Linked DNA regions of Homo sapiens: region 2 is linked to region 1. The links are chromatin contacts, found by Hi-C or POLR2A ChIA-PET in ENCODE. All regions are on one chromosome and are shown on one strand. The core of a region is the stretch at or near the end of the contact, and the rest is flanking DNA. Distances in the headings are between cores, read along the strand shown.

Region 1 (5,012 bases), core at 1,551-4,050:
GATAATGTTGATGTGGTGATGATGGTGGTGATGATGATGGTGATGAATATGGTGATGATGGTGACGATGATGGTGACGATGATGGTGGTGATGAAGATGATGGTGATGGTGATGATGATGATGATGGTGGTGGTAATGATGGTGATGAAGATGATGGTGGTGGTGGTGGTGATGACAATGGTGGTGTGATGGTGATGGTGGTGTGTGTGATGGCACACACCAATGATGGTGATGATGGTAGTGTGTCAGCTCATGTTTATTGAGTACTCAGTGGGTGCCAGTCTGTTCTAAGTGCTCTGTGTGTGTTTGCACATTGGGCTCCTGCAGCAACACTGAGAGGCACTGAGATCTTATGCCACTTGCCCAAGGGCCCCTGTGAGCAAAGGGCAGCACCCAGATGTGCGCTCAGGCAGGCGGCTGACCAGCAGCTGCTCCCAGCTATGGCCACCTGCCACTTCCAGCAGGCAGTTTCCTCCCTCTGTGGGGGACTCAGCACAGGGGAAGTGTATGAGTCTGACTTGCCAGAGCAGAGTTTGAGGTCTGGTTTTGCCCAAGTAAGTTTGGACAAATGGTGCCCTGGCTCCTCTGCCCTCAGCACCTTGTCTGTGAAAAGGGAGAACAATCCTCCATGGAGGCCACCAGGAAGGCAAGGAACTGCCACCTCGCCATGGCAGCTAGTGTGTCTGGGGCAGATCCCGTTCCCTAAATCAGGAGGAAGAAAGAAAAGAAGGCTCTGTTCTCAGCCTTGCCTCTGGGAACCGGGATGGAGAGTGGGGCAGGTGGGAAGCCAGGGTCTCTTGGAAGGACACATTCTACACACCCACATTGCTGTTTCCCTGACGCAGCCCCAGGGCGGAGGCTGTTCTCCCACCCATTGTTGGCTCCCAGATCTCTCAGGAGGGGAAGGAGGCAAGGACCCAGGCTCCTGCACCCCTGATTCTAGCAAAGCCAAGCTGATTCCATGCCAGTAAAGAGAGGGGACAGATGCCCAGGGCTGGGCAGAAGGCCAGGACACAAATGCTGCCCCTTCACTTCCTGTGCAGCCTGGGGCCCACCAGCTTTCCTCTCTGGGCCTCAGTTTGATTCACTTGTTCAAATATTTGCCAAGCATCTGCTCTGTCCTAGACACTCTACTCTGGAGGCATAAACAAAATCCCTGTCCTCATAGAGCTGACGTTCTAGGGCAGGCTGACAGTACCCAATAAACAAGGAACAGGCCCACTGTGTCAGACGCTGGTAAATGCGTGGAGAAAAGTAAAGCAGAACCAGGGGAACTCAAGGGGTTGGAGCAGGAGGTGTTAGAATTTTAAACAGGGTGTCAGGGAGGGCCTCAGTGAGAGGCCTTCAGCTATAAAATGTGACATTTTGAGCAGAGCCCCGTAGGAGCAAATTATACGGGAATTGGGTGGAAAAACATTCCAAGTAGAGGGAACAGCAAGTGCAAAGGCCCCGAGGCAGGAGTGTGTCTGGTTGGTTTGAGGAACTGCAAGGAGGCCAGTGTCCCCAGCTCCTCCCACCCCCTGTATTTGGGAATCAAAAGACCACATTTTACTCTGCAGGACCTTGAGCCTCAGAACAAAATGATTTCTGAGCCCTCGTAGCCTGTCCCCACGGGAGTCAGTGATGCCAACCTTGTAGGTGGGGCTGGGGCAGGTGCCTTGCTGCCCATATCTTAAAAGTGCTGAGTGGGTTTGAAGACCCATGGGGACTTGGAAAAGAGGCTACTATCATCCAGCTCCTCACCCTGAGTGACGGATTCGCAGATGGCCCTGGATTCGAATCCTGGGTCCACTGCTTTCCAGCCATGTGATCTTAGGCAAATCACTCTCTGAGCTTCAGTGTCCTCAACTGCAAAACAGGGACAGGAGTTTTGCAGCCCATAGAACCGAGTTGCAATGGGACTTACAGAGACCACTCTGGGAAGCATGTGTGTAAGTGCCCAGCCTGAGGCCTGGCTTATAGGAGCTTCTCAGTAAATGTTTATTTTTATTTGCTTACTTTTTAAGACAGGGCCTTGCTCTGTTGCCCAGGCTGGAGTGCAGTGGTGCGATCACAGCTCACTGCAGCCTTGACCTGGGCTCAAGCATCCCACCTCAGCCTCCCGAGTGGCTGGCACTACAGGGCACATCACCACACCCAACTAATTTTTTTCTTCTTCTGTTTTTGTTTGTTTGTTTGTTTTTAGAGACGGGGTCTTGCCATGTTGCCCAGTCTGGTCTCCAACACCTCAGCCTCCCAAAATGCTCAGATTACAGGCGTGAGCCACTGTGCCTAACGTTTAAAACCAGAACCTAACAACTTAACATTCTGGTATGACTCTGAATTGTTTTCAAAGCTGTTGGAAATTTGTCCTATCACTTGAGTCTTCTAAGAACCCCATGAGGAAGATGGAACAAGAAGTAATAGCCCCAGTTTACAGAGAGGGTAAGTTGAGGCCTGGAGAGGATGTGTGACTTGCCCAGGCTGACAGTGAGGCAGGGCTGATGGAGGGCTAAGACCAGGCTGTCCTGGTTCAGAGAGCCCAGGGGGTGCGGGGCAGGAGAGATCGTCCAGTGCCCTTACACCCCCTACCATAAGCAGCCCCATGCATGCACCTCCTGCACATGTGTGCTATGCAATAATAGCGCCTTGCAGATTTGTGGTCCCCGACCAGGTTTTGTAAGGCACAGCTTGGTGGGACAGGAGGTCTGTTGTAAGGATATTGAAAGGCCCAGAGCCTGGGGAAGCTCAGGCCGCAGGCAGGCAGAGTCTGGGGCAGGTCTCGGCGAGAAGAGGAAGAGGTACCTCACGTGACCGTCCACTCGGCCTGTGTGTCCATCCGGTGTCTGGCCTGGCTGGGCTGGGAGGGCGGGGTCTCCAGACTGTTCCCTCAACAGCCTGGCCCCCAGTGCCTTGTCATCCAGATGCACGCCCCTGTCAGCTTCTCTGAGCCTCAGGACAGCTCTGTGAGGGGCTGCACATGAGGAAGCTGAGGTTGAGAGAGGGGCACGCCTGGTGGGGCTTGGACCCGGGCCTGCCTAATCCCAAGCCCCAGGGCGCTAGTCACAGCTCAGGCAGATACTGGCAGGTGGGCTTCGTGCAGGCGGGCCCCCTCCTCCCTGGGCCAGCCTTCCTGGCCACGGCCCAGCCTCCCAGCCCTTGACAGTGGGCCCTGCCCACAAGTCTCTGCTCCTTGGTTCCTGCAGCCTGAGCCTCATCTCACAGGGCTCCTGGCCCCAGGCTCTAGCCGCACCTGCTTCAGCCCCCCGAGGCACTGGGCTGCTGGACCCCTCGAAGGAGCAATCAGGGAGCCCACCTTTGTGCAGCACCTTGAAGGGCCAGACATACTTTCCCCAGTGCCCACACAACTCGGAGATTCCTAGCCCATTTTACAGATGAAGAAACTGAGGCACAAAGAGGGAAGATTGTGTCCTGAAGCACACAGGACATACGAGGCAGAGCTGGGACTCCAAAGCCCAGCTTCTTCCATTCTGTAGCTTTCTGCCCTCAGTTTCTTCTGCTGCAAAATGGGAGCCTTAAACTAGACAGTCTCAATTTAGATCATAGAATAGTACAAGCTCAGCAGCGAGATGGGCTGAGTTCTAATCCTGGCTCCTTCATGTCCTACCAGGTGGCCTTGGGCAGTTGCTTCATCCCTGTACCTCAGTTTTCTCCCCTGTAAATGGGGCTGAGAGCGGTATCAACCCATGAGCGGCTGTGAGGTTCTGTAAGCAACACACGCAGAGCGTCCAGAAGATGCTGGAACGTTCGTGGGAATCATCCGCTTTTTCAATCGTTAGCTCCCTGTACACCTCCCCTGCAGTGCTCTGAAGGATGACAGGGCCACGTTAATGGTCTCTTCTGGCCTTCCTGGGGCGCGGCCGGGTGGCCTACACCGAACAGAGACTGTGTGGATGTGTCATGGGGACAGACAGACATCCTGGGGCCCGCCGTGGTGGATGGCAAGTGGCAGGGAGCTCTGGATGTGAAGCTGGCTCAGGCTGCACCGGGCAGCCAAGGGCGCCTTTGTCCCTTTGTCTCCTCTCGTGCAAATTAGCAATTACCTTTCCTGCTCCTGCAAGCTCGGCCTTTCCTGGGAGAATTGCTCCAAAGCAGCCACTGAGCAGGCAGGAGCCGCCTGGCTAATTAGCAGGTGGCTGCCGAGGATACGCTTAGGGCCCAGTGACCAGAATTGGGGCCACAGCTGCCTGGGGGCTGCTGCCACCTTGGCCGGGAGACCAGGCAATGTCCCAGGCTCTAGGACGTCGTGGCTTTTCCATCATGGGGTGTAAGTCCTAGCGCTATGGCTTGTCAGCTGTGTGACCTTACATAAGTCACTTGGCCTCTCTGGGCAACAGTTTCTCCATGTTTAGGATTATGTGGGTTTTGGAGCCCAGTGCCTAAATGGTGCCCGTTATCAGCCAGTGTTAGGATTACTGCCGTTGTCACCACTGCCATTGCCTTGGGCCTGGGCTGGCTGGCTCAGGTGAGAGAACATGAGGAATATGCAAGCCCTGTGATGGCCCTTGGGGACCCCAGAACGTCACCTGAGCAGCGCAGGCAGTGGAAAAGCCTAGCTAGGCCTCAGGCCCTTAGGCAAGAGGGAGCCTTCATCTCTCCAACCCTAATCTCCTTTCGGTCCTCTATGAAATGGAGTCATCGAGATACTGGTTGGCCATGTGCCTAGAATAGGGCCTGACCCAGGGCAGGTATTCAGTAAAGGTGAGGCTCGCTCCCTCCCTCCCCTTCACCCTCCCTGTTCTCTACCCTCCCTCCCCACTCTCCCTCCCGAGTCTCCCTCCCCACCCTCCCTGACCTCCACCCTCCCTCCCCACTCTCCCTCCTCACTCTCCCTCCCTCCACCCTACCTGCCCTCCACCCCTCCCCACTCTCCCTCCCTCCACCCTCCCTGCACTCCACTCTCCCTCCCTCCAGCCTCCCTGCCCTCCACTCTCCCTGCCTCCACCCTCCCTCCACCCTCCTTCCCCTTCACCCTCCTTCCCCTCCACTCTCCCTCCTTCCACTCTCCCTCC
Region 2 (5,012 bases), core at 1,184-3,683, 38 kb before region 1:
AGGGGGTCACTGAATCCTTACCACGTCCCTGGACAGTGAGCCATATTATCATCCCCACTTTATAGATATGGAAACCTCAGCCCAGCGAGGTGGGTTCTCCTGCCCAAGGTCACACAGCTGGGCAGTGGTGGCGAGTCCCTGCAACTCTTCCCGGGCCTGGGCTGTTATCCTGTTTGACAGATTACTAGTTACTAGTCTCAGTTCACAGAGCAGGTTAGTGGCTAAGTTAGGAGGTCGATTTAACAGGCTGTAGGGGGAGAGGCTGTGGGAGGAGCCAGGAGTGACTCCTGGTGCTCAGCACAGTGGTGCCTCTCCCCGGGCTGGGAACTGAGAGAGGAACAGGTTTTCAGAGCTGAGCTCAGTCACGGGTGTGCATGACATTCCCCAACTGTGAGATGAGGCCGATCGCAGAGCTGACCTCACGGAGATCCTGTGAGACTCGGGAGAGCTGTGGTCAGTCCCAGCACACAGCAAATGCCGGGCAGCGCGTGTTTGTTCTCATTTCTCAGTCTAGCTAGTTGAGTGCACAGTGGGACTTCCAGGCACCAGTGTGCACAAGCAGCTGACTCCTGGGTGAGACTGGTAGAATGAGAAGGTTGATGGGAAGTTCAGGAAGACATGGACCTTCGGAGGTCCTTCCTGGAGGAGCCACACAGCTCTGAGTTTAGTCCTGGGCTTGGAGGCCCAGCCTTCAGGGGACCTTCAGGAGCCCTTAAGTAGGTCCAAAGGTGGGGCCTCAGGTGGGTGAGAAAGGTCCTGGGAGAGCCTTCCCTTCTCAAAGCCTGAGGTCTTCATCTGTAGGATGGGTGTTCTGATTCTCGCTTTTGTGGAGATGCGGTGACTATGAAATGTGCTCACAGGTGTCCAGCAATTGCTCAGGGTAGATGGGCTGAATGAACCCTGGGACTGAAAGTCAGGAGGGCTGGGCACACTCCCTGCTCTGCCCTAATTTGCTGTGTGAACTTGGACACGTAGCCTAACCTCTCTGGGATTTAGCTGTAAAGCCTGGATGGTGTAAGGCCCCCTGCAGCATGTGCACTTCATCGTTATTTAGAGCTTCCTGATTCTATTAGGTGGTAACACCTTCCCTGCCCGCCCCGCTACACCTGAGTTTTTCTGCTACAAAGTCCTGCTTCTTGCCAGGGCAGGAGAGGGGCTGGAGAAAGTAGAATGCAGGTCACCTGGGCCTGAAGGGTTCCACTCTGGGGCAGCCCTGCCCCAGGCACATTCTGAGGTTCCTAGAGTGGCATCTTGGGTGATCCATTCATTGATCTGGGACAGAGAAGCTGTGGGTCCCATTTCTCATCCATCTTACAGATGAGCAAACTGAGATTCAGGGGAAACATGACTCACCTGCCCTCAGAGCCTCCTCTTGCCAAAACTCCAGGCCACCCCTGAGGAGCTGGCTGTCGGGAGGCAGGGATCAGACCCCTCAAGGGCATCCACAGGCCTCCGACCCTGGCTCCTTCACTAATTCATTTGGCCCATGGGTGGCACCTCCCATCCGCCAGGCTCTATCCTGGGCACTGGGGACACCAAGAAGACTCAGGTGGACTCCTGGCCTCCTCTAGTGGAAAAGACATATGTGAACAGAAACCAAAAGCAATTGAGAGGGGGCAGGATGGGAAGGTGGCTCACGCCAGTAATCCCAGCACTTTGGAAGGCCAAGGTGGGCAGATGGCTTGAGCCCAGGAGTTTGAGACCAGCCTGGGAAACATGGCAAAACCCCATTTTTACAAAAAATACAAAAAAAAAAAATTAGCTCGGCATGGTGGCACACTCCTGTAGTTCCAGCTATTCAGGAGGCTAAGGTGGGAGGATCACTTGAGCCTGGGAGGTCGGGGCCTCAGTAAGCTATGATTGCACCACTGCACTCCAGCCTTAGCAACAGGGTGAAACCCTGTCTCAAAAATAAATAAATAAATAAAATAGAAAGAAATTGAGAGGGGCTGGGGACACTGGGGAGGGAGTGATTCATTCTGATCTAAGGATCTGGGGGTGCTTCCTGGACGAGGAGCACCCACGATGGCTCTGCAACGCCAAGGGTAACTGTGACCATCCTGGGCTTCAGGGCACAGTCTCACCTTCCCAGTCCCCAGTGAGGCAAGTCCTACCCTTAGCCCCACTTTACAGATGAGAAGACTGAAGATCAGAGAGCTGAAGTGATGTGTCCAGGGTCACTTGGCTTGCGAGAGGGGCCTGAGCTCATTCCCAAGGTCCTGGCAGGGATCAGTCCCAAGACCAACTGTCCCCAGGCCAAGGAGGCAAGGAAAGACCCCCGCCCCGGGGGCCCCCAACCCAGGAGGCCCAGGCCTTCCTCCGGCCTGGCGTCCCCGATGCCCAGTTTCACTTCCCGAAACACAGGCCTATTTTGGATCCTGCTGACTTCCTTTCTCACCCGTGGCCGTTCAGGCTCTGAGGACTGGGCAACTGTAGGATGGATCTGGTGCCCCTGGGCCTTTCCCAACCTGCTCTTACACCACCCTGGAACGGGTGGAACTGCCAGGGCTGCCACCGCCTTCTCCCGGCCCAGCCCGCCATGGCCCCTCAGGGAGGGTACCAACCGCAGGGCACCTGGCAGGGCCCCTGCCACACGCCAGCTCAGAGGTCCTGCTCCCAGCCCATGCCAGCCTGAGCCGGACAGAGCAGGAGGCTCTGTCCAAACCCCAGCCCCAGAGTGTCCTGGCCTTGTGACCTCGAGCAATTTATTTTCCTCCATGAGCCTCAGTTTCCTTCTCTGTGACAGGAGATGAGGGTGATCTCCCACCTAGAATTGTTAGGAAAACCACTCAAGTTCAACAGCATGTCATTACCAAGCATCTACCATGCTCCAGGCCTGTTTTGGGCATGGGCCACTCAAAGAACCTTGTCCTCAGGAAGCTGAAATCCTAATGGGGGACAGAGCTGGAATAAACACTATGAATAAGTTCATTAAATGGTACATTGGAAAGTGACGCACATTTTGGAGAAAATGGAGCCGAGAAAGCATGTGTGTGTGACGGAAGGAGATGTGGGGCCATGTTAAACGGGGTGGTTAGGGAGGCCTCCTGGGAAGGTGGCATCTGACAACAGGAAGGAGAAGATGGAGCTGGCCCTGCAGACATCTGAGGAAGGGCACTCCAGGCAGGGGGCCCAGCATGTACAGACGCCCGCCCGGAGGCAGGAATGCCAAGAAGTTGTGAGTGTGCCGCAGCCAGGGGTTGGGCGAGAGCCTTGGGGACACATGGCCAGAATGGGCAGGGCGACCAGAGCATGAGGCCCTCCAGGGCCAGGCTCAGGACTTTATTCTGAGTGAGGTGGGGAGCCACAGGGGCTTTGGAGTAGGGGAGGGGTGCGATCTGACTCTTGTTTCAGCCGTTTCCCTCTGGCTGTGTTATGGAGGGTGGGTGGCAGGGCCAGGTTGGAAGTCAGGTGCAGGGAGAGGTTGCTAGGGGTGTCAGCAATGGGGCGGTGAGATGTGGTCAGATTCCGGTTATATTTTGAAGGTGGAGCCAAAGGGATTTGCTGATGGATCAGATGTAAGGGGTGAGAGAAAAGGGCCAGGGGCAGAGATGACTCCACGGCTTTTGGCCTGACCCTCCCAAGTCTCCTGACTCCCATCCCACGCTCCTGCAGGCCAGTCAGTCCCCAGTAGCCAGAGGGGTCTCTTGAGAACCCAAGCCAGATGGTGTCTAGACCTTTCCAATCCAGTGGCTCCCCATGGCTGTGGTCTGGAGTCCACGCTCCTTGCTTGGCCTGGCCCCAGCCCACCTCCCCAGTCGCTCTTAAGCCCACTGGCCTCAGCTCATACTGTGTGCCAGCCTCGGGGCCTTTCCATTTGCTACGCTGGGTTCCAGTCTGTTGCTCAACCACTCGGTGGCCCTGGAGATGACACATCTTTTGGGGCGCCCTCAGTTTCTCCGTATGTAAAAGGGTAAGTTTAGACCCCTTGAGCCCTAAAGAGAGTCCTTACGTTTGCACGCTTTGGGGATTTACAATCCATGAAGAAGCCGCCCTTCTCCGCCCTTCTCTTGCCTGGTGAGACCTTGGGCAAGGTGCTTCATGCTCCCTGCTCTCTGCAGTCTTATCCACCTTCTGGGGTCTCTCTCAGGTACTTCCGGCTGGAAAAGGAGATATGTGTTCCTGAGATCATGTTCCTGGAGGAGGGTAAAGAAAGATTCAGACAGGCTGGGCACAGTGGCTCATGCCCGTAATCCCAGCCACTCGGGAGGCTGAGGTGGGTGGATCACCTGACGTCAGGAGTTCAACACCAGCCTGGCCAACATGGTGAAACCCCACCTCTACTAAATACAAAAAAATTAGCTGGGCGTTGTGGCGCATGCCTGTAATCCCAGCTACTTGGGAGGCTGAAACAGGAGAATCACTTGAACCCGGGAGGCAGAGGTTTTAGTGAGCTGAGATTGCACCATTGCACTCCAGCCTGGGCAACAAGAGCGAAACTCCACCTCAAAACAAAAACAAAAGATTCAGACAGACCTGGGTGGGCTGGGAAAGTTCCCTTCCCCACCCTGAGCCTCAGTTTCCTCGTTTGTAGCATGGTGCTCATGATCACTGAGCAGTCTGGTGACCACAGAGTAGGATGCCTGGTCCACTCAGTCATTCAACAAGCATCCACTGAGTGCCTGCCAGTGGGCAGGGCCTGGGCTGGGTGCTGCATACAGTGGGGACCAAAGATTCAGCCTTGCCGTCACGGAGCTAGCCCCTACAGGCACCAGGCAAATGATGTGATTGACTAACAGGGCACACCTCAGGCCTGGTTTCCTGGGGAGACAGGGCTGTACCTGCACTTCCCACCTATGCCTGCTGTCCAAGTTCTCCCCAGCCCGCCAGCCCCAGCCCAGGACCTCTCTCCAGGACTCCACTCCCCAGGGCCAACTCAACTCTGTCTTCACCCTTTGGTTCCTGGGCTCTTCAGAGCAAGTGACCCCAAGAGCAGGCTCGGGCATGCGCCCTGTTTCTGCAAGTCACAGCCTGTGGGACTTAGACAAGACACTGGCCTTAGCCTTGGTTTT

What was found. Hi-C counts contacts between places; a loop is a spot of excess contacts on that map. ChIA-PET counts read pairs that join two places held with the same protein, here RNA polymerase II (POLR2A). Pooled maps may share reads with other maps.
Region 2: POLR2A ChIA-PET joins it to region 1 with 10 read pairs in PC-9. The contact joins two enhancer-like sites. A Hi-C loop is called at or near these places in 1 of 168 maps with a recorded cell type or tissue (breast epithelium) and 1 of 50 pooled maps. POLR2A ChIA-PET finds 5 or more read pairs at or near these places in 5 of 52 experiments (B cell, HepG2, PC-9 and 2 more).

Annotation. Positions count from the first base shown.
Region 1 is chr20:32,563,036-32,568,047 of GRCh38, reverse strand. The region is part of intron 1 of NOL4L (nucleolar protein 4 like); the gene reads left to right. The region is part of intron 1 of NOL4L-AS1 (NOL4L antisense RNA 1); the gene reads right to left. Among named protein-coding and RNA genes, the nearest start is that of NOL4L-AS1, 4.4 kb to the right of the region's middle. RefSeq lists an enhancer at 4,068-4,609. Within about 2 kb of position 2,800, at least 6 of the 41 ENCODE cell types and tissues checked have a DNase peak (open chromatin) inside an H3K27ac peak, as active enhancers do.
Region 2 is chr20:32,600,637-32,605,648 of GRCh38, reverse strand. NOL4L-DT (NOL4L divergent transcript) reads right to left here. Exons shown (of 3, transcript NR_034152.1): 2 at 3,953-4,136. Among named protein-coding and RNA genes, the nearest start is that of NOL4L-DT, 16 kb to the right of the region's middle. RefSeq lists enhancers at 1-392, 3,397-3,898 and a silencer at 2,339-2,388. Within about 2 kb of position 2,433, at least 2 of the 41 ENCODE cell types and tissues checked have a DNase peak (open chromatin) inside an H3K27ac peak, as active enhancers do.